2 separate regions of the Homo sapiens genome follow, and region 2 is linked to region 1. Evidence: read pairs that join two places in POLR2A ChIA-PET (ENCODE). Cell type or tissue: Caco-2. All regions are shown on one strand. Links, peaks and the distances in the headings refer to the core of each region. The heading gives the core; the rest is flanking DNA.

Region 1 (12,683 bases), core at 4,684-12,683:
GAAGGGAAGGGGAGAGGAGAGACAGAGGAAAGAAAAGGAAAGGGGAAAGGAAGGAAGGATGGAAGGAAGGAGTCGGGGAGGGAGTTAGGAAGGATTAGCTGGGCATTGGTGGAGTGTGCCTGTAGTCCCAGCTACTCTGGAGGCTGAGGCAGGAGAATGGCTTAAGCCCAAGAGTTCAAGGCTGCAATGAGCTAAGATTGCACCACTGCACTCCAGCCTGGGTGACAGAGTGACACTCTGTCTCTTAAAAAAAAAGTCAAAACTATTCCTTAAAAAGAATGTAACAATATAACAATGATGTACATTTTTCAGCTGTCAAACTAGAAAAGTGTGTTTCTCAATGAGAATCATTAATTCTGAGGAGCATGGTGTGAAAGGTGTAGTTGTGACCGATTTGTAACAGGGCAAACTGACTCAAGCTTTTATTATAGACTTTGACTCAGAAATTCCATTTTTAAGTATTTAAAAATAGAACAATCTTTGCAAAAATATGGTCATCACATTATTTGTTGGTGAAAAAAACTAAGCTAAATGTTCAACTACAGAGGATTGGTTAAGTAAATTGGTTAAGTGTTTCATTTAATGAGATACTAAAATCATAATGTTTGCAAAGATTGGGGATAGGTTTTTGATGTTTTGATGTTAAGAGAAATAGAGAGTTGACCATATAGTAAGATGATGAAACCCAACAAGTAGAGAAAAAGCTAGCATTGAATATTTGGGGGGCTGGGACACAGTATTTTATTTCTACAATCATTCTTTAATGAGCATGTTTAAGTATGTTTTTTAAAAAAACAGAATACATGAACTATGGAATAGCATGCCTGTGGGCCTGACCAAGCAGAATGCAATTTTTTTTTTTAAGACAGTCTTGCTCTGTCGCCCAGGCTGGAGTGCACTGACATGATCTCTGCTCACTGCAACACCCCCGCCCCAGGTTCAAGCGATTCTCGTGCCTCAGCCTTCTGAGTAGCTGGGATTACAGGTGCGTACCATCATGCCCGGCTAATATTTGTATTTTTAGTAGAGACAGGGTTTCACCATGTTGGCCAGGCTGGTCTCAAACTCCTGGCCTCAAGTGATCCACCCACCTCAGCCTCCCAAAGTGCTGAGATTACAGGCGTGGCCACCCACCGTTCCTCGCCAGAATACAAATTTAAGTTCAACAGCAAACCTAGTGCCTTTAATCTCTTACTTAGTCCTCGCAGCCACAGACCAATTTACTGACGTGAACTAAGGTTATAGACACTTACTATGAAAACTGGAATAGAGCTCATATAGGTGAGAGCACATTCAAATTCTCCATCCAGACTTCTTTCACCACCAGAGACTTGGGAGTTACCTTAACGATACAATGGTCAGAATACCCAGATGTCTGATTACAGACTTTTCCTTTTGTTCTTTCTCTTTGTCAGTGATTCTCAAAAGCCAGCGTGCCTAAGATTTTTCTATGAAGGGTTGTATACACAAAACCATATATGCTGTACTTCAAGAGAGTTTGAGTAGATTTTCAAGAGTAGTTTTGAGGATACAGAATTTTTACTGTGCTAACCATTAGCCAACGTGTGACTGCTTTTTTTTCCTTTGCGTGATTATCCTTATTATTTGCATAATAAAAATAAGAGTACTGGCCAGGCATGGTGGCTCACACCTGCAATCCCAGCATTTTGAGAGGCCAAGGCAGGCGGACCACCTGAGGTCAGGAGTTTGAGGCCAGCCTAGCCAACGTGGCGAAACCCTGTCTCTACTAAAAATACAAAAATTAGCCGGGCGTTGCGGTGCATGCCTGTAGTCCCAGCTATTCGGGAGGCTGAGGCAGGAAGCCGAGGTTGCAGTGAGCCGAGATCACACCACTGCACTCCAGCCTGGGTGACAGAGCAAGACTCTGTCTCAAAACAAGGGGGAAAAAAAAAAAAAAGACTACTGCCTTTTAGCTCAGGCTGGGAGTATAAAACCCTTTTGGATCACACCTGTCAGGGAAGTGGGAAGCTAGCTGCCTTTGCAGTTTGTGCTACTCAGGGTTCCTGTGACACTGAGCCAACCATTGGCTCTACCAAAAGCTGATGCCAAACTCACCTCCCTGATGTCCTTATTCTAATAAACCTGGACCAACTTCATCTTTACTCAGCCTTTTCCTCCACTGGGAATATCCTTTCCACAACAAAAAGCCTTAGTAAACTTTTTCTGTGAAGAAACTTTTTTTTTTGAGATGAAATTCACATAGCAACAATTAACCATTTTAACAATCACAACTCAGTAACTTGAGTGTATTCACAAGGCTGTAAAACCACCAGCTCTCGCCCTATAAAAGTATCCTATTCCCATTAGGTAGGCACTCCATTTCCTGCTGCTCCCACCCCTGGAAACCTCTAATCTGCTGTCTCTACAGATTTATCTATTACGGGTAGCAAATATCCATATAAAAGCAATTATATAATAGATGATCTTTTGTGTCTGGCTTTTTTCACACTACACAATGTTTTCTAGGTTTATCTACATGGTAACATGTATCAATATTTCTTTCTTTTCAGCTCTATTATATTCCATTGTATGTATTGTGAAAGTTGTCAGAACCAAAATGGAGTCACTTGTATGTCTTTTAAAAAACCCTGCCAAAGCCGAAAGGCTATGAAGGGAGGATTCTGATGCATAAATGATAAAAAAAAAAAAAAAAAAAAAAACTACTACAAAAGACTGTAAAAACACAACCTTGCACAAAGGCCACTGCAACCTTATATACATACAAAAATATTTCTGCAAGGACTTCTGCTTGTTCAACCTCAGACTGGTGCCACCAGGACTTGTTATTAATCCCTGGAGTTAGGGATAGTTATCCCAAGACAATTACATAATCCTTGTTTTTCCTTTTAATCTGTCTTCCTTTACCTCCCTGAATACGCATAGTATGGCACATGGACTCCCACTGCAATGCCCCATTCATGAATAGGTATCATTTTCTTTTACGGCCTCCGTTTATTTAGGTTGACAGTATATACCACAATTTGTTTATCCATTATATGTTGAATATTTTGGGTTGTTTCCACCTTTGGGCTGTTATGAATAATTCTGCTAAAACCAGTTGTATACAAGTTTCTGTGTATCAAACTACCTTTGCAAAAGTGACAGTAAGAGAAATCTGACATGGCTGACTCCATCTTGCTTCTGAACTCAACAGGCCTACGTCTTGGTAGAATTCAGGCCCCTCTCATCCTCTTCACTTGAGGGTCTTTCACTAGTTTTATAAGGGCAGTTTAGCTTTTGGGAAGAGCTCATCAAATCTTATTGTTGACGAGTTTTTATAGAGCTTTATCTCCAGCCACCTCTGCTCCAGGAGGCTGGTGGGTGGGAGTGAAAGTTCCAACCCTCTCATCACTTGGTCTTTCTGGTGGCTGGCCCCATCCTGAGGCTAGCTAGGGGTCCCACTCTAAGTCATGAACTCACGTATTATCCCATTACACAGGAAATTCCAAGTGTTTTTCAGTTGCTGTGATAAGAACCAGGAAAAAAGGCTAAATATATTTCATATTACCACAGATACATATATCTAGGAGTGGAATTGCCATATAGTAATTCTGTTCAGCTTTCAGGAACTGCCACTGTTTTCCATAGGGGCTACACCATTTTACGTTCTCACCAGCAATGCATGAGGGTTCCTGTTTCTCCACACCCTCACCAAGAGTTATTTTTTTCATAAATAAGCCATCCTCGTGGGTATGAACCGGCATCTCATTGTAGTTTTGATTTGCATTTCTTTAATAACCAATGATGTTGAACCAGTTTTCATGTGCTTTTTGGCCATTTGTGTATCTTCTTTGGAGAAATATCTGTTCAATTCCTCTCATTTTTGAAAAAGGTTATCTTTTTTATTAAGAATTTTTTATAGTTCAAATAGCAAACTACAGATATCAGACTATCATATCGTTTGCAAAAATATTCTCCCCTTCCATAAGTTTTTTTTTCATTCTTCACCATTCTTGGATGTACAAGTTTTTAATTTTGATGAAGTCCCATTTACATATTTTTTCTTCTGTTGCTTGTTTTCAATGTCCAATGCAATAATCCATTGCCAAATCCAAGGTGATGAGGACTTACTCATTTTCTTCTAGATCTAGCTCTTACAGATTGTTTACCAATTTTGAGTTAATGAGTGATAAATGAAGGCATATGAGGTAGAGTTCCAACTTCATTCTTTTACATGTGGTTATCCAGTTGTCCCAGCACCATCTGAAAAGACTACTCTTTTCCCAATAGATGGTTTTGGTACCACTGCAGAAAATCAATTGACCATTTATGTAAGGGTTTATTTCTGTACTCTCATCTATCCATTGTCTATCTTTATGCCAGATGCAGTGTTTATTACAATTTTGTAGGTTTTGTGAGACTTCTAATGTGATCAAGATTGTTTTGGCTATTTGGGGCCTTTTGTAGCTTCATATATATGAGGATTAGCTTCTCCATTTCTGCAATGACCACTGGAATTATTATAGGGATTACATTGAATGTTTGGAGACTATTATTTGTTACTTTAATAGTAAGTCTGGATCCATGAACATGTTGGCTTTCCTCATCTACTTAGTTTTCTTTCAGGATTTGTAGTTTTCACCTTGGTTTGATTGATTCCTGGGTATTCTGGTATTGCTTGCTTTGATTCTTAGGTATTCTTTTGGTTGCTATCCTAACTGGAATTCTCTTCCATTTCCTTTTCAGATTGTTTGTTGGTGGTGTATGGAATAGTTTTTATGTGATCTTGTACCCTAAAACGTTGCTGAATTCACTCATTAGCTCTAGTAGCTATCTAGTTGATGGGGTTTTCTATATACAGGATATCTTCTGCAGAGATAGTTTTACCTCTTCCTTTCCAATTCCAATTCTTCTTTTTCTTGCCTAATCGTTCTGGCTAGAACTTCCAGTACAATGTTGAAAGTGGCCAAAGTGGGAACCCTTGTCTTGTTCCTAATCATAAGGGTAAAACTTTCAGTCTTTCACTATTATGTTAGCTGTGTTTCATAAATCCCTTAATCTTGTTTAAAAATTGCCTTCTGAGCTGGGTGCAGTGACTCATGCCTGCACCCCGCCATCTCTTTAAAAAAAAAAAAAATTCCCTTCTACTCCTAATTTGCTGGGTGTATTTATCATCAAAGGGTGTTGAAATCATCTCAAATGTTTTTTCTGCATCTGTTGAGAAGATCCTATGGCTTTTTTCTTCCATTAATGTGGTAAGTACCACTGATTGCATTTACAATTATCTTCCCCCTACACAGTAACTTTACAACAGTGTTCACCTTATTTTTGTACCCTTAGAGCTTGATGCACTAAGTACTAGAGTGCTGCTCAGTGAACACAGGCTTTGGGTGGAAGAACTCATGAAGATACCACAATTCAAAAGTTACGTTAGGTTATATGTTACGTGTGTGACCCTGGCAGAAAGTTATGCCAAAATTGTTCCTCTCCCAGCAGAATTTTCATTTTTAGCATTTGCTTCATGGAGAAGCTATCTAGACAAGTGCCTTCCCAAGAGGATATTATGGGTACTGATTTCAACAAAACTGATCTTTGAATCTGATAAGTGAAAATGTTCAATTTTGTAAGTATCTTAGTGTATGAGGATGTACAGATGCAAATGGGTAGTAAAACATTTTATAGGGAAGAAGGTAAGATCAGGGTTAATTTTTTCCAAGGCAACCCTTCTTGACTCTATTAAGCACCCAATATATCAAAGATTTTTCTAAAAATAAAGATCCATAGGTGCAATTATAATGTTCTCTTAAGAGTTTATTATAAACCAGTTTCATAGGCCACAAGGAGATAAAAGGACTATGTACAGCCTTACGGGAAACAGGCAGGGAGCTGAGGAGGGCCAAGATGAGTCTAGGGCCTTGGTGGGCGCATTCCCGGGGGAGGGGGCCCTGTAAGGGAAACCAGACAATCCCATGAGACTCCACGAACAACAGCATAAGAAACAAACAGGTCTGTGGTAACGTGGCCCTGAGGAATCGAGCCCACGCCTCTGCGGAGCTACTTCCATACTCTGTGGCCAAGGGTCAAAGAAGGCCTGAAGTAAGAGTAAGAAGTTTAGTCAGTGCCTGATCTGCAACTTGAATCCCCAACCCTGCCCCAGCCTCCCACGCCCTGCAGTAATCGAGTGAGGAGAGGGGTATACATGGCATATGTGCTAACTAGGGACTACTCTGAGGCTGACTGGGTTCCTATGTCTATAAAAACCCATAGAGGAATAATCCAGACTAGAGAAACAGGGGTCACCAAGTTTGCCCATGGGTTATCTTATAGGGAAAGAACACTGGGCTTGGAGTCCAAACTCCCTGGGGGCCTATTTTCTCATCCATGTGGGGACTGATCTCAGAATTTCTCCAACTGAAGTTAAAGAGAAATCCATAATAGTACAGCAAAGCCCAGAGCCCCCTCTTAATTACTAGGCACTGTCAAACCAAAGAGCATAAGACAATCTCATAACTTCTGTTAGGGATCCTCAGAATGCATTATTTCATTGTGTCCTGAGGCCGCTGCCTTAGATATTGAGAAACACCCTGGGTGCATGGCTGCTCTAACTTTTCTAAGAGGGGAGGTAAGCCCAATTTAAGAAATGTTCCCTCTTCTCTTTCCTTTCTGGATTTCCCTAGATTTAAGGCTTGAAAGCCCATGGGATATGATCTAAATGCAATCTTCCCTCCATTTCCTATCCCACTAGGCTCTAGGGAAAGAAGCCAAAGTCACCACTGCAGGCACTTACCTCGCATCCCAGGGGGAGGAGGCCGCATTCCCGGAGGGGGCATGCCCATTGGAGTCCCTCTTCCAGGGGGGATCCCCATTGGGGGACCCATAGGAGGTCTCATACCAGGAGGTGGGCCCATCATGCCTGCAAGAGAAAAGCCCCAAGAATATAGCTCAAGTGTCTATCTTGAAAAGGTAGCAAAAAAACTACAAAGCTTTCCACCAAGTTCTGAGATAGATGGACCATTCCACCCTCTCAGCAGCTCCCAGAAAACTGACATTTGAGCCTAACACCCAGGGCTCCCAATGGCTCTTGTCCACCTAGTCTCATCAGTCAGCCACGCTGGATCTCAGAGTAATCCTGCTTAATTATACAAACTCATCATCAGCTTCAGTCAAGGTTATATCTCATCATTAATCCAGCTAAGGCATCTTCTATCAATTAGCACTGGTCTCCTTATGGGCTCCTCACCTGGAGGGGGTGCTCCTCGGCCCATAGGTGGGGGAGGACCCCCACGGCCAGGTGGGTACTGGGTTGGAGCCCCGGCAATACTGGCTGTGGCAGCAGCTGCAGCGGCTGCAACAGTACCTCTTCCTTGTGGGGTCATCACCTAAGAGGACATAAGAAGAAAGAGTTAGAAGAGTACAGTACAATGCAGCTTCCCACTCTCCTCCCCAACTTGGGGAAGGACAGTGGGAAATAACAGACACCAAATCCCTTAATGCTACAACTCTCAGCACCAGACTTCCCATCCAAAACCACATGTCGGGAAAGATCAAGCTTGAATGCCCAACTCCCATCTTCTAGACCTGAATGTAAGCATGTCCAATCCAAGTGAGAGAAGGCAACTGCATTTTCAAATATGACTCATGATTTCAAATGCTGTCATGGAAATATTTTCCTTAAATACAGTTGGCTAATTCGTACATCTCTTTAATAGCATCAACATAATTTACAATGGCAACTTATCCTTTTCACTTGCTTCTAGGGCCATGTATAAACCACAGTGAAACACTGATAGTCTGACAATCACAGGTTGGTCACTCTGGACCCTTTTAAAACTATGGACCCTCCCCTTTATCCTTTATTTTAGCCACCAGGAGGTGGTACCCTTTCCCCAACTCCTCACCTGTTGGGATGGCCCGCCAACCCCACGGACTGGCCCAGCAAGTCCTGCAGGAGCCTGGGGCATGGGAACCCCAGCTGGGATTCCTCTGCCAGCAGCCCTGCCGATCCCTGGGCCCCCGGCAGCTCCAGCAAGTGGAACTCGAGCAATACCAGTCTGAAAAATAAACAAATATGCTCTGATGCCCAGTGATCTGAAGATCAGAAGTATACTTTGGAATATCATTGCCAAGAGAGCCCCTCGAAATAGCTTATAAATACTATCGAAATAGCTTATAAATACTACCTCTCCATGTGTGCCAACACCATTCTTCCTCCATCCAAGACTATGAGTTATCCCTGAAGCAGGGTAGAACTTAAGAGTAAGTCTAGAGAAACATGCCACAACTCAACCACCTATATGCACTCCTGTGAAAGTTAAACCAAGAGCAAAGGGCCAGGGTTCCACTCAGGGTTCAGCAGGCAAGGCATTAAAGGGACATGAGATCCATTCCCAGCTGATTCTAATCCGCTAGGTGACAATGGACAAATAATCCCACAATCCCGGGCTGAGTTGCCTTATCTGCAAATGACATGGTTATGGTACAACTGGTTGTGATCACAAAGGTTTATGATGGGTTATGTTAGACCAGCCAATTCTACTGGAAGTAGGTACTAAGAGATTTGAATATGTACATGGACTTTGAACCAAGATATGCTAACATCCCTTGCAGACATTTTTAACTGGAAAAGGCAAAAACGTAAAAATCTCCAAAAAAGAAAATGATTAGGATAAACTACTCTGTACTCATTTGAGAAAATCTCAGTCATTAACTTGACTTTAAAAGTGTTGAGCAACTAGAAAAATGTTAACATTAAGTGAAAACACAGAACAACATAATATATGCCCACTATGTGTTAAGTACAAAAAAATCCAGATAATATATGTGGATTTTTAAAAAGTTAAAAGGATTATTCTCTTTTGATTAAAATAACGTCTTGGCAGGGCGTGGTGGCTCACATCTGTAATCCCCGCTACTCGGGAGGCTGAGGCAGGAGAATCACTTGAACCCGGGAGGCAGAGGTTGCAATAAGCCAAGATCGTGCCACTGCACTCCAGCCTGGCGACAGAGCGAGACTCCATCTAAAAATCTAAAAAAAAAAAAAAAAAAAACCCTTCAAATGAAAAAGGGAAAGGGAAAACAAATTTGACTAGGTCTCTAAAGCCTGCTCTATTTCTATGTGTAGCTTGGTGTTTACAGAATCAAGACTGTCTGAGATCAAATGTCAGTTTCACCACTTAGTGGCTGTGGCACCTTGGGCAAGTTACTAAGCCCTGGTTTATTCTATTTATAAGATGAGAATTTATCTCTAAAGAGACCTAAAGGATCAAATAAAATACTGAAGTGGTTGGCGCAAGGTAGATTCTCAGTAACTATGAACTGTAACTGTACAAAACAAAATACACACATTTCCTATTGTTTCGGAGTTACAACTTTTTAAGGTCTACCTAGGCTTTGTCGTCACATTAAGAACTGACCCAGATGGCTTCAGGTGCTTCCTCCACTGACTCACTATGTACATCAACTGAGAAACAGGTAGAGCTTTAAAGTCTGAGATACCCAAATTCTAGTTCCCCTTTTCCACTTCTTTCTTGCAGGGTAACCTCTTTTTTTTTTTTTTGTCTTTTTTTTTTTCTTCCTTTTTCTGGAGAATGGGGTCTCGCTATATTGCCCAGGCAGGTCTCGAACTCCTGGGCTCAAGCTATCCTCCCGCCTCTTGCCTCCCTGAGAGCTGGGATTACAGATGTGAGCCACCGCGCCCGGCCTCTTGCAGGGTAACCTCTTTAAGATTTCATTTATTATCTGAAAAAGGGGGCAAAATCCAGAGGATGCCTGTGAGAACTGCAATGAAACAGAATCTAACACAGAGCCTGGCTCACAGTAGGGCCTCCCCTCCTCCACAAGGCTTCCTGCTCTGACTTACATCTTTGGGAGGAGGTCCCTCTACTGTCATTGAGACCAGATTCTCCCCTCGCAGCAGCACCAGACCGAGGACTCGCTTCTCTTCCCTTTCTGCTTGTTTGGAGTTCTTTGGCCTAAAGAGAGGTTTAGAAGGAACAAAAAAAGTGTTAGAGGTGGGTAAAGTTCACCTGCCTAGTGGCCTCCAAGATTTGCTTATACTGCATCTCCTAACAAACAGTACACAAACTTTCCCAAGATAGCCCTCCTGGATAGTCTCTACAGGCTGAACACATAACCTCTTAGGTGGCTATCTACCTGTTTCCTACCATGCCAAGAGGACACACTGACCAAGAGATAGGACAAGGTCAACAAAGCCCAGCCCGGGCCCAAATGCTATTCCACAGCAACCGTGAAGGCCCTTCCCTCAGCCAAGTCTTCTTTCTTAGGACCCTATTCCCTCCCTTCAGCTTAAGGTCTTGCCAACATCAGGAGGCTGCCTAAACAATTCCAATCAAATGACTCCCACCCACCTCACTTACGTGCAGTGTCCTTCTAATATCAATTCAACCTCACAGGCCTATAATTCTGCCCCTCATCTTACATCAGAAATAGGAGAAGCCATAGAAGGAAAAGGTTAAGAGAAATTTCACATACACAGAAATTGAAATTTCATATCTGTTCCTCAAAAGCATAAAAACAGAAACCCCCAAAAAGCAACAACCAGAAAAAGATGAACAAAATATAAATGTGAAGTAGGAAAAATAACTGCAACAGGATAGGAAAGTGGGGAAAAAAGCTAAAGCTAGATCCTAAAAATAAAGGGGAAAAAATAGCCTGATTTAAAAAAAGAACTCAAAAGATTTTGTTTTGATATTTTACAGTATATTAACTGGTTGTCTGTGGATGGACAGTTTTTCCCTTTTTTGGCTCACATTTTCTTATTTTTTAAAATAATAACCATGTATTGTCCTTTCATAATTAGAAAAAAACCCTTCGGGGTATTTTAGTTTCTATTCATAGACTTCTTTGTATTTTCAAAAATATTTTCCAATAAACATTTTTTATAATCAGGAGGGAACTTTGGAGTAGCTCCACGCTCATCTGTTGGCCCCTCTCTAATACGTACCTGGCACCAAGGCATCCCTACCACATTTTTAAACTATACTTCTTGACCTTGGGTCACAGAAGAAATCAGCCCCAAGGAGAATCAAAGGGAATTCAAAGTGAGTGACAGAATAATATGGACACTGCATATGACAAAAGAGCTGCTGGCCACGGAAGTCACATCATCTTTTTGTGCCTCAAGTAGCCTTGAATGTAAAACATGATGGGAAGCTAAATCATATCTTTTAATGGGCCAAAAGCTTAAGATCTGTGAGACTCAAGGCAAGGGAGTTAGCCAATAACTTACGGAATTGTAGCAAAGTAGACAATATCTCCAATTGTTTGTATAAATGCCAACAAAAATCACTGGCCCCAAACCCACATGGGGAGCTGAGCACTTACCCTGAAGAGGGTCAGAGGCTTCTTAAAGCAGTTTCAGACCAGGCTGCATTGGGAGAGCCCTTTAGGCTACAGCTTTACAAATAGGCAATGAGGCCAGAAACTCAAGCTCTCCCCCCTCACACACCTGTGGGGAGAACATGAGAGCCCTTTACCCCAGTACCCAGGGGCACGCAAAGTGAGAGAAACAAAAAGCCTAGCAGCCCTTCACAACTTGTACTTTGCTAGACTAGAGAGCAAGGTTTGCTGGACTCAAAAAGATTTCTTAGCGTTCAATGTCCCCATTTAAGTCTGCCCTCTAAAACTGGAGAATAAACAGAGAAGAACCAACTAGCTACATCACCACCTCTATTGCTTGGCCCACCCACTCAATCCATTCCCATCCTCCAGTCTCCGCCCCCCACAGTCCACTCCTCACTTGATCTTTCTGAACTCATCACAGTCACAGAGGATCAAATTCATGTGCTTGTCAAAAGCCTTGAAGGTGCCAATGAAGATCCGGCCGTCCTGCAGGATGCACCTCATCCTGTAATCAATATGCTGCAGCATCTTGCTGCTCTTGCCCACCGTCTGCAAGGAGAAATGGACAGGGATGAGACTCTGCTCTTTTGGACCCAAGCACCTCTGGCCCTCCCCAAAACTTCCCATGGCGTTCTTGTCCATGTGTCCAACTTTCTCAACAGATTCTTAGCTCAGTCTCCCACCCACAGCCTTTTCCTAGGAATTCTCCCATGCCACCCTGTTTTAGCCCTGACCTCTACCCAGTAATCTGCTATTCTCTCTTCCCTTGAAATCGGTCTTTCTCATATTATAATTGCCTTTCTCCTTGTCGTGTCAGTTGCAGGGATGAGAGTATAGGGTGTCCCCAAAATAATCCAATGCATACATACTAGAGCCATCTACCAGTGTGCAGATTATAGATATGTGACTCAAGTGCTATGGAACATTCAAATCTCATTAAAAACACTGAGTAAAGGAAGAGCTAGAATAGGGCTGAAACTAAAAATCTAATCAACAAGAAGCTTGTTATCAGGAAGGAGATCAGCTTCAAGGTGAAAAATGAAATCCACATATCAAGAATTTGTTAGTGTGCCTCCAAGACTATATTTGGCAGAGGGAAACTTCTGATGGTTAGGGTGCTAACCAGTTTGGACATATAATGGTCTTTAACCCAACAAACATTTCTGCTTTCATAACCTGGGTTCCAATGTGCTAAAATAAAGAAGTGACTATATAGGTATCACTTTGTGAACTGTCAGGTACCCTAAGCAGTTGTATTTCTCTCTATAAACAAATCACCTGGCATTTGATCTGTATATCATCCTCCCATCAGTCTGACTGCTATACCCAAGTCCTAACCCACCAAGTGCCTTCTATGGACA
Region 2 (15,952 bases), core at 3,636-11,635, 610 kb before region 1:
AAGGAAAAAGTGGATGGGGCCAGATGGTAGGGGTCTGGAAGGCCAAGTGGGGAAGCTTGCATCTGAGCTGGCTCTACTCTTCAGAGACCTGGCCACAGTGAGGTGCCATGGGGACCGGCCACCTGGATCCTTCATTGTGAATAAACTGGTGAACTGAGCCCAGGTCTCTGGGAGAGCTGGTAGCTAAAGGCAGACTAACAGAACAAAAGCTCTGCTGTCAGTCTGAGGTTGGAATCCCAATGCCCTCACCCCCTGGTCACTTCCTACTATGAAACTTCCATTTTCTCATCCAATTCAACTTGTTAAAATGGTTAAAGTCATCCATTATCCCAATGTCTGACATATAGTACTCAATAAATGATCATCCACTCTGAAACAGGGGCTTTCAAATAATGGTAATAAATAGATTAAAGGATCTAGCAGAAAAGGTAGACAACATACATAAACAGATGGGAAGTTTCAGAAGAGAGAAGGAAACTATGAGAAACAAAAGAGAGAGAGAGCTGACTGGAAGTGCTGGAACCAGCAAGAAAAAGATAATATCAAAGAGGAAGAATTCTGTTGATGGGATTAGCAACAGACTGGACACAGAGGAGGAAAGTGAAACTTAGTGATGGGTCAACAGAAATTCTCCAAACTGAAAAGAGAAAAGAATGAAAATTCACAACGTAGCTTTCTTAGATTTGTTAAGAGGGTGAAGGCCAGTGTCAGACACATTGGATTAAGTAGTACCATTCCTTCAACCATTTAACAGAAGTACATTGAGCTCCTATTATGCACCAGACAGTGTTTACAGTGCTAGAATCTCAACAGTGATGAAAAGGACAAGGTCCCTGCCCTCAGGGAGCACACAACCTAAGGGAAGGATCAGACTCCTAAATAAGTAAAATACATACATAGTATATTAGATGGTGTATTAGTCTGTTCTCATGCTGTTAATAAAGACATACCTGAGACTGGGTAATTTATAAAGAAAAGAGGTTTAATTGGCTCACAGTTCCACATGGCTGAGGAGGCCTCACAATCATGGCAGAAGGTGAATGAGGAGAAAAGTCACGTCTTACATGGCGCAGGCAAGACATCTTGTGTAGGGGAACTCCCCTTTATAAAACCATCAGATCTCATGAGACTTATCACCATCATGAGAACAGCACAGGAAAGACCAACCTCCATGATTCAGTTACCTCCTACTGGGTCCCTCCCATGACACATGGAAATTATGGGAGCTACAGTTCACGATGAGATTTGGGTGGGGACACACCCAAACCATATCAGGTGGTGATGTGTCCTATGGAGAAAAAGCACGGGAGCAGGCCAAGAAGAGTAGATTCAGGGGATGCAATTTTAAATAAGGCGGTAGGTCAGGGAAGGCCTCAATAAGAAGGTGACATTTGAGCAAAGACCCAAGGGAGGTAATAGAGGAACCAGGCAAATATTTGGGGGAAGAGCATTCCAGGCAAAATGAACAGCTGGTGCAAAGGTCCTGGGGCATAAATGTTCACAGACAGTTATGCCCCAGGGAAAGCCCAGAGGCTGAGGTGGCCAGAGAGGAATGATCTTGAATGATGGAAAACAAGGTCAGAGAGGAAGGTAAATGGGAGGTGGCCCCCCACCACCCCAGGAGGGAAGCAGATTATCATGTAGGGATTTTGGCTTCAGCTGTGAGATGGAGGCCTTTGGAGGATTTCCTTCAAAAGAGCCACATGACCTGACTTCTGTTTTAACAGGATTCCTCTGGCTGCTACCTGGAGAATGGACTGGAGGGGCCCAGGGTGGAAGCAGGGAAGCCAGTGGAGAGTCTGTGGTGACGATCCAGGTGAGATATGGCACCTGGGATGAAGGTGGTAGCCATAGAGATGATGGCAGCTTTTAGATTTGGGGTGCATTATGATGGCTATGCTGATGTCAGGAGAGCTCTTATTGTTTTTATATGTGTTGCTGTTATTAGGGCTAGCCAGGCTCCCACAAACTTTTTTCAAGGAGCCCCAACCCAGACAAGCAGGAGTGAAGCTGCTCACCTGGCCCCACCTGCCAGGGGAATCTTGCTGCACTTGTTGGGTAGCTGGTGGCCAAGGTCCATCTCCCCAGAGCCCAGCCCTGTAGGCTCCTCACCCTCCAGGCAGCCCAGGGCAGCTGCAGGCTCAAGGTTGCTCTGAGCAGCCCCCAGCTCCACAGCTGTAAGGTTCTAGTTGTTGGTTTACTCAGAGGCAGCAGATTCATCTGGAGAATCTGGTCCCTGCAGCCCCAGGTGCCCTCATCTCACTTCCTAAACATTCATGAGAGGGGAGGCGGGCAACCTCCTCAAGACACCTCGACTCAGATGCCTGATTCCTGCCGCCACTTGTCCACAGCACTGCCCCATCTGGCTCCTGCCCTCCACCTGACGGCTGTCATGGGCTCCTGCTGGTACCCCTGCATCCATCCAACCCTTTCCCATCCACCCCACTAAGAGCAGGAATGGGCCATTCTGAAGAGGGTGACAATGTCACTCAGCGAGTGCTTAAAACTCCACCATAGCTCCCCCTGGCCTGGGATAACATCTAGAACATTAATAGTGGCCTTCAAGGCCCTGTGTGATCTGGTCCCACTCTTCATGGCCTTCTTGTCCCCCCACCCCACCACCACAGTACTTGCCAGCTGTAAGAAGCTGTACCTAAAGCACCCCTGCAGAACTTTGCACAGTTGCTCCTCCAGGTTGCTCTAGCATGGAATCCTCTTCCTGCCCTTCTCTACCTGGCAAACTCCCACTTCTCTGTCACCTCCAGGGTCACTGCCGTCTTCTCCAGATGGCTGGAACTCACCCCAGGCTAGGCTCCCTGCTGGCTCCCACAGCTCCCTCTGCTCTCCCTCCTTATTCAGCTGCACTATATTACAAGGATAATGACAACACATTGGCAGGCATGCCCTGCTCCCATTGTCCATGGCAGACATCACTAAACGATCAGGGTGTTCTTCCCCCCTGAGCCCGGATATGGCCTCAGGAATGCAGCATTCTAGAGCTCATGGTAATCAAAAAGAGGTCGGGTGCAGTGGCTCACACCTGTAATGCCAGCACTTGGGAGGCCAAAGCGGAAGGATTGCCTGAGGTCAGGAGTTCGAGACCAGCCTAGCCAACATGACAAAACTCTGTCTTTACTAAAAAAAATAAAATAAAAAATTAGCTAGGCATGGTGGCGGGCACCTGTAATCCCAGCTACTCAGGAGGCTGAGGCAGGAGAATTGCTTGAACCTGGGAGGCAGAGGTTGCAGTGAGCAGAGATTGTGCCACTGCACTCCAGCCTGGGCGACAGAGCAAGACTCCATCTCAAAATAAATAAATAAATAAATAAATAAATAAATATAAAATAATAAAATAATTAGAAAGCCTCCTGAGTAGCTGAGATTATAGGCGCCCACTACCACGCCTAGCTAATTTTTTATTTTATTTTTTTAGTAGAGACAGGATTTCGCCATGTTGGCTAGGCTGGTCTCGAACTCCTGACCAGGAGGCTGGGAGGGGGTGTAGGAAAGGCGGGAGGGGGTGTAGGAAAGGCAGGAGGCGGTGGCAGCCGGGTTGGCGGGGTGGGGTAGGGGGTGGGGAGGTGGGGAAGGAGGATGGGGTTGGTTATCAGGTTCTCGTCCTGAATGGCTCTGCCTCTGGCTTTCCCTGTAGCTTGGGCAGATGCCTTCTCTCGGGACCTCAGTTTTCACATCTGTGAAATGTGGCAATAGGGCCAAGTTGTCAGTGACATTCTTCCCAGATGTCTCCCAAGTGTCAGGGCTGGATTTATAAGCACCTACTCAGTGCCAGGCCCTCTGTGTTGTCCTGGAGAAAGAGATGAATAAGACACTTAACCCTGCCCTCCAGGAAGCCATGGACTAAAGGTGAAGGGAGTGTGGTGTGTGTGTGCGTGTGTGTGTGTGTGTGTGTGTGTGTGTGTGTGTGTGTGTGTTGCATGTAGGCAACTGGGGATGAAAAAATCAGTTTTAACCTGTCACCCAGCTGAGGCTCTCTAGGCTACTTGGAGCTTCCTGGAATTTCCTTTGTGTCTAATTGCAATTAGCATTCTTTCCTGTCTAGTAGATGCAATGTGTCCCTCGGGAGGAAACGCAGAGACCACTGCGGAGATGTTCCAGGAACTGAAACCTTTGCCTTCCCTTTAGACTTGCCTCCTAACTCCGTCTACATTAACCATATGTCTAATCTCAAGTCAAAAATTCAAGGTTTATAGGGTAGGGGCTAGGCTTGTCAGCATTTCCCAATGATGTCCTGTCCCACGATAAAACAATTCTGGGGACAATACATTCTGGAAATGCTACATGAAATCTCCCCCTCTTGAAGCTTCACATTACACATTTGCATATAGAAGAATCTAAGGGAAGCAAAAAAAAAAAAGTTTGTCAAACTTTGCTTAATCCAGTTCTTCAAACTTATTTAACCACATAACTCTTTTTCTCAAAGTTCCTGTTTGCATCTCTGTCAGTTATCATGCTTTAACTTGCATCAGAAACCTCAGTCAAGCTGGTTTATGCAACCGGAAGAGTACATTAGCTTTTGAGACTGAAAGTCTAGAAAACATAAGGGCCTCAGGTAGAGTTCAATCAAGGCCTCGGCTCCATCTCTTGAGGCTTCCCTTGTGTCTCTATCCCCCCTTCTGTACACTCGTAAGCTTCATCCTCAGCCTGGTTTACCCCATAAGAACAAAATAGCTGCAGCAGTTCTGGGCATCATATTCAAGTACCCCACTGCACAAAGAAGAGGAGCCTTCTCTTTTCATTACAGACTGGATGTCCTTGCTGTATTTAGACCATGTACTTATCTCTGAGCCAATCACTGGGCAAGAGAAATAAATGGGCATCAGCCAATGAGAGCTTACCCCTGGGATGAAATCATAACATCTTCCACAAAGCCTATGACAATGTCTTCCTTCTAGTAACACATATCCCAGTAATCTCAGCTATCCCATCCCATTCTTTGCTAAGGAAACTGATTTGTGTCCACAGCACTGGTGAGCCACTGATCTCAAAGAGGGTAGGCCCCTAACATGAACTCTGGGGGTGAATCTTGATTGGTCCAAAGATCATGGTAACCTTATTTCTCTTCACCAACGATTGGTTCAGAGATGGCCATAGGACTTGGTTCTAGCTAATGAGATGCAAGCATCTCCTGGGTGGGGCTTCTAGAAAAGCTTTTGTCTTCTGGTGCAAAAAATAGACTTAGATGGCATATTCCTTTGCTCCTTCACCTTTCCTTCTTCTTCATACCTGGAATGAGGATTTGATACCTGGAGGTGTGGCAGCCATCGTGGGACCAAGAGGCAAAAACTGCAAGAATAAATGCCACAGTCCCAGAGACTGCAGAACAGAAAAATAGAGCCCAAAGGCTAGACAACATTGTTGGGCAGCTGTGCATAGTCTGGAATGCTATCTCTTGACATCTTATTATGAAAAATTGGATTGGAAATACATATTTGTTTGAGCCAAAGACATTCATTACTAACTGACCAAAGCCAAGTCATTTTTTGTAAAATAGGACTTGTGAGAGCCTTGAGACACAGCCTTGAAGACACAGCTTGAGTATCCTTGAATTCCAGATACTTTCATAAACAAGTTCTGCCCAAAGATGTTATAAGAAAGCAGATTGTCCAAGCTTTGCATCCACCCCAGCAAAGAGTTGAGTGTTCCCTGTGTGAGAGGGGCACCAGGAGTCATGGAGCGTCAGGCTGGGAGCCCAACAAATCCCATGGCAGAGTGTCCCATGTTGCTTTGAGGTTTATAGAGGAAGCTATGACAATGCCAACTCAAAAGTACATTCTTGAATTCAGATACTGATTGAGATGCAGCGAAATCTATCCACAGTCTTAAGCTCATCTCACTCTTCTTATATCCTAGTAATCTTACTTCTGAGCTCTCTTCTGATAAAATAACCCATAATAAGCAGAGAAAAAGCCAGGAACATAATTTTCATGACAGTTACATTTACAATATCCTCCTCATCCTGCCCCAGCCCCACCAAAAAAACTGGACAAATCTAAATGTCCTATAACAGAGGAAGGATTTTAAAACTATCTGTTCAGTGGAATATTACATGATCATAAAAAATGATGTTTGCAAGTTTATAATATTATAGCACAGGGGAAAAGCCGGCTGTAGCATTATATATATTATGTATAATCTCAATTATAGAAAAATTGCATGAGGGAAAAATCAACCATGAAATAAAGACAGTAACATGTTAATAGTGATTATGCTTGGTTACCGTTATTATGGGTAATTTGTTGGGGAATTTTTCCTGCTGTTATATATTTTCCATTTTACCTATATGTTCTACTTTTGTAAGCATAAAAAATAAAACTGGCTCTTCTTTTAAAAGCTTCCAGGACCCTCCAATTTGTGAGATCATTGCTGTTGTCTCTCCTCCAGTAAAGCAGGTAATCAAGGACTGCCCAGAGCTGGTGACCCCATTCTGCACCAGGCCAAAATAAAAACAGCTTCCAACTCCAGCATATTTGATTAACAGCTTGAAATTCTTTCAAGAGGCAAAATGAATGGTAGGGAAAGGGGAAGATCAACACCCTATTGTTAAATGGTGATGTGAGCTTGCAGGAACTAAAGGCAAAAAGAGGTACACACCATTCCCTGCCTTATGCAAATCGATGCAAATAGGACACACTCTCTGGCTAAGCAAGAATTCCAGGTCTGAGCTCCCACCTGGATCCTGGGTCTCACTGAGGAGGGAAGGAAGCAGTGAGAGGAGGGCATAGTGATGACCCCATTCATTGAGCACCTACTAAGTGTCCCACTTGCAAAGCATTTTCATGGCCTGGAGCTCGTCTACCACTCATCACCGCTTGTGATGAAGGTAATATTATCACCCACTGTTTGAAGGCAAGTCAAGTGGAGCTCAGAGTGGGAAGTGGCCTATGCAACGTCACAGCAGGACCAGCCAACTCCAAAGCCAGTGGTATCTGATGACCAGGCTACGCAACCCTGGGATACAAGTGCATATGGTGCCTCTGGTGGGATCTAGGGTCAGTCCTCAGTGTGGAGGAGAGAAGAGATGTATAGGTTGTCGGGACCACAAAGCATGAAGGTCTGGAACTCCTGGATGCAATGTTAGACATCCAGGTGGAATGCTTGTAAGTCCCAGACAGACTTTGGTCCCCACCTGGCCTTTACACTCATTGGGCCTGGAACACGCCCCCTGCAGACACCTACTGGCTCACTATAATTCCCCAGTCAGCTCTCTGCTAAAAGGTTACCTTATCAGAGGGGCCTCAGCTGACTACTCTACCTAAAAGAGCATCACCTGCTCACCTCTCCCAGCTCCAACATCTCTATCCCCGCCCTGCTTGGTTTCGCATCGTCGTGCTTGACACCCCTCGACTTACTACATATGTATTCGCTTATTGACAAGAAAGTCCACTCCATGAGGGTAGAGAGTTAACTTTTGGGCTCAGCTCTGTGTTTCCAACACCTGGTACATACTTGGTTGTTCAAGACATATGTGTCAAATGAATTAATGAATAAATAAGTGAATTTCAACTTCCCCAGAGCCTAGTTACACAATCTTGGACAATGACCCAGCAACAATAATAACATAGTTATTAATGATACATCACTCTTTATAACTAACGTTTCTGAGCACTTTTTTTTATGAGACAGGGTCTCACTCTGTTCCCCAGGCTGGAGAGCAGTGGCATAATCATAGCTCATTGCAGCCTTTGTCTTGGGTTCAAGTGATTCTCCCACCTCAGCCTCCAAGTAACTGGGACTACAGGCACACGCCACCATGTGCAGCTAATGTTTTAATTTTTTATTTTTTTTTAGAGACAGGGTCTCACCATGTTGTCCAGGCTGGTCCCGAACTCCTGGTCTCAAGCAATCCTCCTGCCTTGGACAGCCAACATGCTGAGATTACAGGCATGAGCCAGGCCCCCAGCCCTGAGCATATATTTGTACATTCCTTTCCTCATTTGATCTTCACATCAATCATCTGAAGCAGAGAACGTAATTATCCCCATTAGACAGCTGCAGGGACGAAGGCACTGGGAAGGCAGGTGCTGCCCAGATCAGAGAGCATCGCTAGCAGAGTCAGGACTTGAATCAAGCATGTCTGATTCTAAAACCTACTTGCCTACCCACCATGTGATGCCCAGGTCAATTCCACCCAACAAGAGGGCAGGCACTACATCTGCCTTATTCTTCGCCATATTCCCAGTGCCTGGCACCAGGTGAATTGCCCTTGGAAAAGGATGAGAGAAATCAGTGGTTCTGGAAGTGTAGCCCCAGGACCAGCAGCAGCAGCAGCACTTGGGAACTTCTTAGAAATGCTGATTCTTGGTTCCCATTGCAGATCTACTGAATCATACCAATGCACGCTAGAGTGTGAGAACCACTGGGACAAATGGGCGAACGTCCCCAAGCCTGATGCCCCATCCATAAAGCAAGGCTGAGCACCCATGGGATCAGAGGGTAAAATGAGAACTTCAGCCAGCGCCAGACCTGCCAGGGGTTTGAGCTATCCTGATTCCTTCCCACAAGCAATTGGAGGACAAATTTTCAGCTCTAATTTCAGGCCTTTGATTTCGGCCTCATCTGGCCAGGAAGATGCCAGCTTGTCAGAGAGAGTGGGAGGCCAGGAGTGATGGAGCTGGAGCAGGAGAATCTATTATTAATTACCATGTAACATTGATTAAGAGCCCACAAGGCACCACAGCTGCGAGGAGCTCAGGAGAGCCTCCGCTCCTGCCTGGAGGGGAAAATGATTAGCAACATTATGAAAGGAAATATTCATCCTGTAGCGGCCCTGAGCAAACACCTCCAGGGATGGGGAATTTTCCTCTCCCAGTGATCTTTGCTCCTGGAGCGGGGGCAGCTGCCTCCGTGGCCTGGGACAGACTTGTCGAGCTAGGAAGGTGGAGAAGCTGACCTCTGACCCATCTGCAGGTGTCAGGTTGACAGGTCAGAGAGTGCAGCTCTAGGGGGCCAGAGATGCCCAACTTGGGCTCCTGAAAAAGCAGTTTAAGGTGGCAGGATCTTTCTGAATTTTGGAAAGAAAGAGGCAATCTGGATTTGGTTTTCAATTCTCCAAATTTTTAAATATGGTTAAGACAGATTCTGGGTTGGCAACTTCTGTAGCTACTCAGCTGCCCTCATCACATTTAATCCTTCCAACAACTCCGTCTTTATCTTCTAGATGATGACACTGAGCCTCGAAGTGGTCACTTACATAGCAAGTCAGTGGAGCAGCTGGGATTCAAGCCTATATGTGCTTCCTGAACCTCTGCTTTCTCTACTGAATCACTCAGGTATATTGAGGTGCCCTGCCCCTGGTGTTCCAAAGCCACCCAAACAAATTCCAAAAAGTTTATGACTATTGCCCAATCCAAGCTACATCCCTGCAACAGGATCACACCCAGATGTAACATAAAAACTCCTAGTCAGGCAACATGTATGGATGTGTGAATCTGAGCACCTGACCATTCTAATACCCACACTGTGCTCCTCCCAGAAGCTTGAGTGTCAAGGAGCTGGCCCCAACCTCCCAGTGGTCCTGCTTCTGACCTTTGATCTCACATTTATTTCCAAGAGGATCTAGTGGAATTAACCAGTCACCTCTCCCTTTGCTCCACGGAACTCTATTTTTTTCTGCCACTGACTAGCTGGGAAGCCTTAAGCAAGTCCCCAGCCTTCTCTGAGATTCAATTTCTCCATATGCCAAAGAGGACTATTTGGATCCAGGGATCAAGCTGCTGGCCTTATTCATTCTATGGTCAAGCCACTGACCAAGTCATTCCTAAATTCCAGAGTGAGAACAGAGACTTCATAGGTGATAATGATGATGATGATAAAAATGATACCAAGATACTAGTTAACTATTTTTAATGCTACCTAAGTGCCAGGCACTGCGTGTGGATTATCTCTTTTAATCCTCACAGCAACCGTATGAAGAAGGTGGTCTTGGTAAATGCCATTTCACAGAAGATGAGACTGAGGCTCAGGCAGAAAAATGACTCCAGAGCAGACACGCAGAGCCTCCACTCTGGTGTCCACCCTGTGCCCTCTCTCATGTTCACAAAATGTGAGGTTTGTTGGCTCCTTCTAGATTTCTCCATCTGGAATTCAGACCATAACAGGTCCCTGGGGGCTGAGCAAGCTGCTCTGTTTCCCAGGAAACCATGTGGAGCCTTGAAGATTTATTAAGGAATTCATAAATTTGGGGGAGAGTTTTAAAACTGGTACAGCTGGCCACAGATCCCCAGGGAGGTAGCAAGCTCCCCATCCCTGCAGGTGTGCAAGCTGAGACCAGGCAGTACATTTGGTGGAATGTTGTAGTAGGGATTCCAACACCAGATGGGAGGCAAAGAGGATGAGCTACATCAGTGACTTTTTGGAAAAAAACAAACAAATACTTGTTAAGAGCCAGACTGCCTGAATTCAAATCCCTCTTACTTTTCTGAGTGACTTTGGGCAAGTTACTAGACTTCTCTTTGTTCAATTTCCTTACCTTTAAAATAGAACTAATAATAGTACCTACCTGACTGCATTACTGTAAGATTACATAAAGTAATATGTGTGGAACACTTAGAAGAGTGCCTGGCACATGGTAAGTCTATAAAGTGTTAGCTATTACTTTCAAACATTTTATATTAACTTTGGAGTCCTGTCTTCCATTCGAAACTTCAGTGGATACTGATGTTACAACAAATAAAACAAAGAAAAGCTGACTGACCTGAAGAAGTCAGGGGCTGGGAGCACTGGAGCCCTGTGAAATCTGACCCCCTCCTGCAATAGCCTGCAAAAACACTGCCATGGCCCGATGCCACCACAGGCGACTGCACCTCAGTGGCTGCGTCCTTGCTGTCAAAATCCAATCTGCTCGGGCCTCTCAAAACTATGCATTCAGTGCCACATTTCACAGATGGGGAAACTGAGGCCTAGAGAGGCCTGCTAAGGTTACCAACCAGTTAAGAGCCAAGTTCCCTCTGGAGAGCAGAGGGGCTCCTCTGCCGCCTTCCCAGAAAAACAACCAACCACAACAAGGTCACAGTCCCAGTGCGAACTCCACTGCCCCTCTCGACATTGCCACAGAGGGACCCAGAGAGCCTCCTTAATGCCCCTCCCTGGTGCAGGACCTCCCACTGCAGGAAGCTGGTTTTGGAGGAGGGAAACCAGCTTTTGCTGGGAAATCATCAAGAGGAAGTAATACTTAGAGAAAGGAAAGAAGGGTAGCAGGAACCAGAGCTAAGCCTAGCAGAACGGGGGCAGGATGAGGCTGCAGGTTGGGGGTGGGGGCAGCCCAGAGCCTCCACCTCCCCACACAGAAAAGCTTGATCAGCCCTGGCCCAGCTCCAGACACCAAGCCTGGGATCAGCAATCCTGGGAGAGCCCCCAAACTTGCCAAAATTTCCCCTGCTCCTGGACTCTGCTCTTCCTGTGATAAGACCCATTTTCCGGGAAGATGTGATCACAGGACACTCTGCCTGTGAGTGTCTGATAGGAGGATTCCATCTGAGTCCTCTCCGGGAAGGCCTGTAAGACCCAACCATCAGGATCCAGACTCTCATCGTACAAAGGGGACACTGGCCCAGATAGGGGCTCATCTGAAGTTACACAGCAGGTTGGGACAAAGCTGGGACCACCCCCAGGCATTTGAGGCCTTACTGTTTTCACCAACATCAAAGTCTTATCTTAGTAACCATAGTCATAATAATAATAACAACAATCATAAGACGGATATATATTTATATGTACATATAAAATTTGTTTTTTGAGAGAAAAAGAATTTCCTGATTTTTTTAACTTTTTTTTAACTTTCAGGCTCAGGGGTACATGTGCAGGTTCGTTAATACAGGCAAACTCGTGTCATGGGGGTTTGGTGTACAGACCATTTTGTCACCCAGGTACTAAGCATAGTATCTGATAGTTATTTTTCCTGATCCTCTTCCTCCTCCCGCTCTCCTCCCTCAAGAAGGCCCAGTGTCTGTTGTTCCCCTCTTTCTGTCCATGAGTTCTCATTATTTACCTCCCACTTATAAGTGAGAACATGCAGTATTTGGTTTTCTGTTCCTGCATTAGTTTGCTGAGGATAATGGCCTCCAGTTTCATCCATGTTCCTACAAAGGACACCATCTTGTTCTTTTTTATGGCCGCATTGTATTCTGCAGTGTATATGTACATTTTCTTTATCCAGCCTGCCACTGGTGGCCATTTAGGTTGTTAAGAGCTGTATTTTTTTTGAATGCCTACAATAAGGCAGGCACTATTCTAGGTCCTTCAGATGATTGAACATTTTCCACCCTCATAAAGGAACTCCACAGGGAAGGGTCCGCATCCCCATTTTACAGATGAGGAAAATGAGGCACACTGAAGTTACAGAATGTGCCTGGGACCACACAGCTGGTATTCGGTAGAGTAGGGATTCAGACCCGGCAGCTTGGCTTCACAACCCATCTTGATCACTACACTGACAGCAGGAAGAGGACCTGCTTTCTGGAAGTTCCAGCATCACTAGTGAGCATGGGTGAAGGAGGCTTCAGGGTTTGGGAAATCGGCCTGTGGCTGTGGAAACTATGTGTGGACAGCTTCCTCCCACACAGCTAATAGTTATTCTCATGCTAGCTGCAAGAAAACCCAGAACACTAACTTTCCCAGCTTCCTTTTTAACTAGGAGTGGCATGTGACCCTCGCTGATCTAATCAATGAGATGTAGGTAGAAGTCTCAGAAACAGTCTTCCTCCACAGTTAAAAAGCCCTTTCTTTTGCGTTTATCCCTTTCCCTTCTTCCTACATGGAACAGGGATGCCATGCCCAAGACCTGGCAGTCATCTTGCAACCATGAGGCACTAGGAATGAGGATAAACAGCTACAGGCTAAAGATGGCAAAGACGAATGGCAAGCAGAGCCTGAGTCTCCAGTGGCATCAGTGAGAGCCACACTGGTCCCGGGTGGCCTGCCCAGGACTTATAAGACAATAAACACCAATTGGATTATGCCTCTGCAGAAGGGTTTCTATTATTTCTAGCTGAGTTCATTCCTAACTTTCCCAAGAGTGGGGTCAAGATAGGACCCAGGGACTGCCTGTCACCGAGCTCTTGTTCCCTCTATGGAATCACACTACCTCCCAGGGGATGTACCTCCCCCTTTCTATCTCTTCCAAAATGCACCAGCATTAGGCGTTTGCCTGGCTCAGGGCCTAGAAAAGGGTGCTGAGCAGTTGTTCCTCAGGCCACGTAGCCACTAGACCTGCCCATGTGAACCCATGAGGAGTGGGGGTGGGGTCTTGCCCTGAACCCACCTACCATGAAAATTCCAGGGTCCCAAGTATCCAACAGATTGGACTTCCAGGAAACATATTTGATTTGACTTGTAATAACCATCCATCCATCATTCTAAACAAATAATAGCATACATCATTCTAAACAAATGTTTATTGAGGGGATGCCCAGTTTCAGGTGCTCATAAGTGAACAAAATCAGCAAAGTCCCTGTCATCAGAACTCATATCCTAATGGGGGAAGCAAACCATAACCAAGTCAGCAGAGAGGTCCCTCACCTTTACAAGGTGCTTTACAGTTTACTTTTAAGAATTTATCTGTCCTTTATCCTCATTCCTAGTGCCTCATGGTTGCAAGATGACTGCCAGGTCTTAGGCATCACATCCCTGTTCCATGTAGGAAGAAGGGAAAGGGATAAACATAAAGGGAAGGGCTTTTTAAGGAGACCTAACTTCGCCTCCTCAATAACTCCTCATTTTTCCATTTTGCCAAAGAAACAAAGGCACAAAACGGGGACCAAGAAGAGGCTTCCCCAAGATCACCCAGCCATGTCCAGGAGGGTCAGTCTGGCAGCAATTGCCTTCCCCAGGGCACATCCTCTGTCTACTAGAATAATCAAATAAGTCCCTCTGCCATGGGGATCTGTTGCTCTGGGCACCACTGAGACAGCCATCAGAAACAACAGCCTCTACCCAAAATCAGTGTTGGGCTGGGATACAGCATTGTCAGCTACACAAAACCCCCCTCATCAAGCTGTTGGCGCCTGGTGGCTGCTTAATTATTCATCCCTGCTGAACATGCAGGCCCAGGGCTTCAGCCATGGTTTTTGGAGCTCAACCATGGGGGAGCCTCGGTGATAAGCCCAGACCTGTTAAGAAGTTTGGAATGTATGTGTCTGCCCACAAATTGTTCCCTGGTCCTCCCACACCAGCCTCGTCAGGCATAGTGAAAGATGACAATGAGCCAGGAGGCTTCAGAGACAACAGGGCCCAGGCTGTGTTTGCAATGTTGGTAGCTAAAACTGCTCGGCCTGTTTTCCATTCCCATCTAGCCCAAGATCTTTCAGACTTTGAGCTAAGCAGAGTTTTAGGCATGTTGTGAGGGTTAGTGAGGGAAGGGGGTGGGGAGTCATTTCTTCAGGGGAGTGGTGGTGGTGGTGGGCAGTGACTCAAAGAGGCCAATGAACGTAGAGAGAAGAGCTTCTTTTGCAAGATGGACAGAGCCAAACGGACCTGGTTTCAATTGGCTCTGTCACTTTCCAGCTGTGTGTCCTTGGACAAGTCACTTGCCCTTTCTGATCAAAGGCCTCAAATATAAAATGGAGATTCATTCATTGTGTAAATGTATATTGGGCCCCTGCTATGTCCCAGGCACTGCGGATACAGCAGTGAAAAGAACAGCCAAGTCCTGTTCTCACGGGGGCTTGTGTAAAGAGTTAATGTATCTAAAGTACTGTGTCCCACATATAAGTACTCGATTCATGGTCATTATGACTTTTGTTATTGTCAGAGGATTTAAGTTTTACACATACAATTATTTGCTGTTACCCACCTATATGATTATTATTACCATGGCAGAAAACGCCCCCTCTACCCACCCCACACATATATACACACATACGCAACTCACACCTAAGCCATTATGAAAGAATTCATTTCCTCCTCTAAAGTTGTCTTTGGCATTCATTTTTCCTGGTCTGGGAGTTTTTAATTTCATTCATTTCCCCTTAGTCCTAACCCATCGTAGCTTGTCCTAACCTAACCCAGTATATAGCAGAGACCAATAAATGTTTTCTTCATTCCTTCCTTCGTTCATTCATTTACTTGACAAACATTTATTACTTCCTCCAACATGCCAGGCCCCGCTCCGCGAGCTGGGGAAGCAGCTGTGACCCAAACAGACAATGTCAGGCGATGTCTCTGCTCTCATGGGGTTGACATTCCAGCAAGGAAGACAGACAACAGGAAGGCAGACAGACAGATGACAGATAGACAGAAAATATACCACACTCACAGGCAGCGCAGATGCTGGAAGAGAAAAGCAGAGGCTTCAAGGTGGGGGAGGCAGGACGAGGCCATTCCAGACTGGCTGGGCGGAGAGTCCCTGCTGAGGAGGTGACGTATAAGACTGGGTGGGACGGAGAAGGGAGTCCTGTGAACATCTAGGGGAAGAAAGCTCCAGGCAGAAAACACAGAGTGCAAAGGTACGAGGAAGGAAGAAGCTTGGTAGGGTAAAGGAACCCATGGGGCAGCCTGTCCCAGGTTCCCAACTTGTCACCTTGGGCAGTCAGGCGAAAGCACAAAAATAGGCTCCAGTGATGGCTGGCACCTCCTTAGGCTCACTTAGATTCCTACAGTAGGGATCCAATGCGTGACTGCAGCCTCCAACCAGTCTCTGAAGAATGGAGAGAACAGGGACCAGAGAGGGAAGGTGATTTCCCCGGGTCACACAGCCAGCAGTGGCTGGGCTGGACCCAGATCCCACATCTCTTAACTCTGGCCAGTGGTGCCTCCCCTAAACCACAGTTGTTGTCTTTCTGGAAGGCAGAATGAGGGGTCCAGAAAGATCCCAGGAGACACTCAGAGACACACAAGTTAGGAGACAGACTGGAGAGATAGGAACTCGAAACCTTCCCCACTCCCAGCCATGCTTGTCCTCACACTCAAAGAACCACAGGAACCAGACAGCAGCCTC

The links. ChIA-PET counts read pairs that join two places held together with the same protein. Peaks named below come from ENCODE experiments on the same cell type or tissue, not always from the same donor. Only the 100,000 strongest peaks of a DNase experiment are listed, where the experiment ranks them.
Region 2: POLR2A ChIA-PET joins it to region 1 with 11 read pairs; 2 of 35 experiments call an interaction of 5 or more read pairs at or near these places.

The regions. Positions count from the first base shown.
Region 1 is chr20:2,455,888-2,468,570 of GRCh38, forward strand. It overlaps SNRPB (small nuclear ribonucleoprotein polypeptides B and B1), which reads right to left. Exons shown (of 7, transcript NM_003091.4): 2 at 11,720-11,871; 3 at 9,821-9,932; 4 at 7,860-8,012; 5 at 7,202-7,340; 6 at 6,749-6,874; 7 at 5,755-6,052. The coding sequence ends at 6,042. It overlaps SNORD119 (small nucleolar RNA, C/D box 119), which reads right to left and starts at 7,160; the gene lies at 7,065-7,160. In Caco-2, for the core only: no CTCF peak of the experiment used is centred there; no DNase peak of the experiment used is centred there.
Region 2 is chr20:1,846,496-1,862,447 of GRCh38, forward strand. No RefSeq gene overlaps it. Among named protein-coding and RNA genes, the nearest start is that of SIRPA, 41 kb to the right of the region's middle. In Caco-2, for the core only: no CTCF peak of the experiment used is centred there; DNase peaks (open chromatin) are centred at 7,186, 7,946 and 8,856.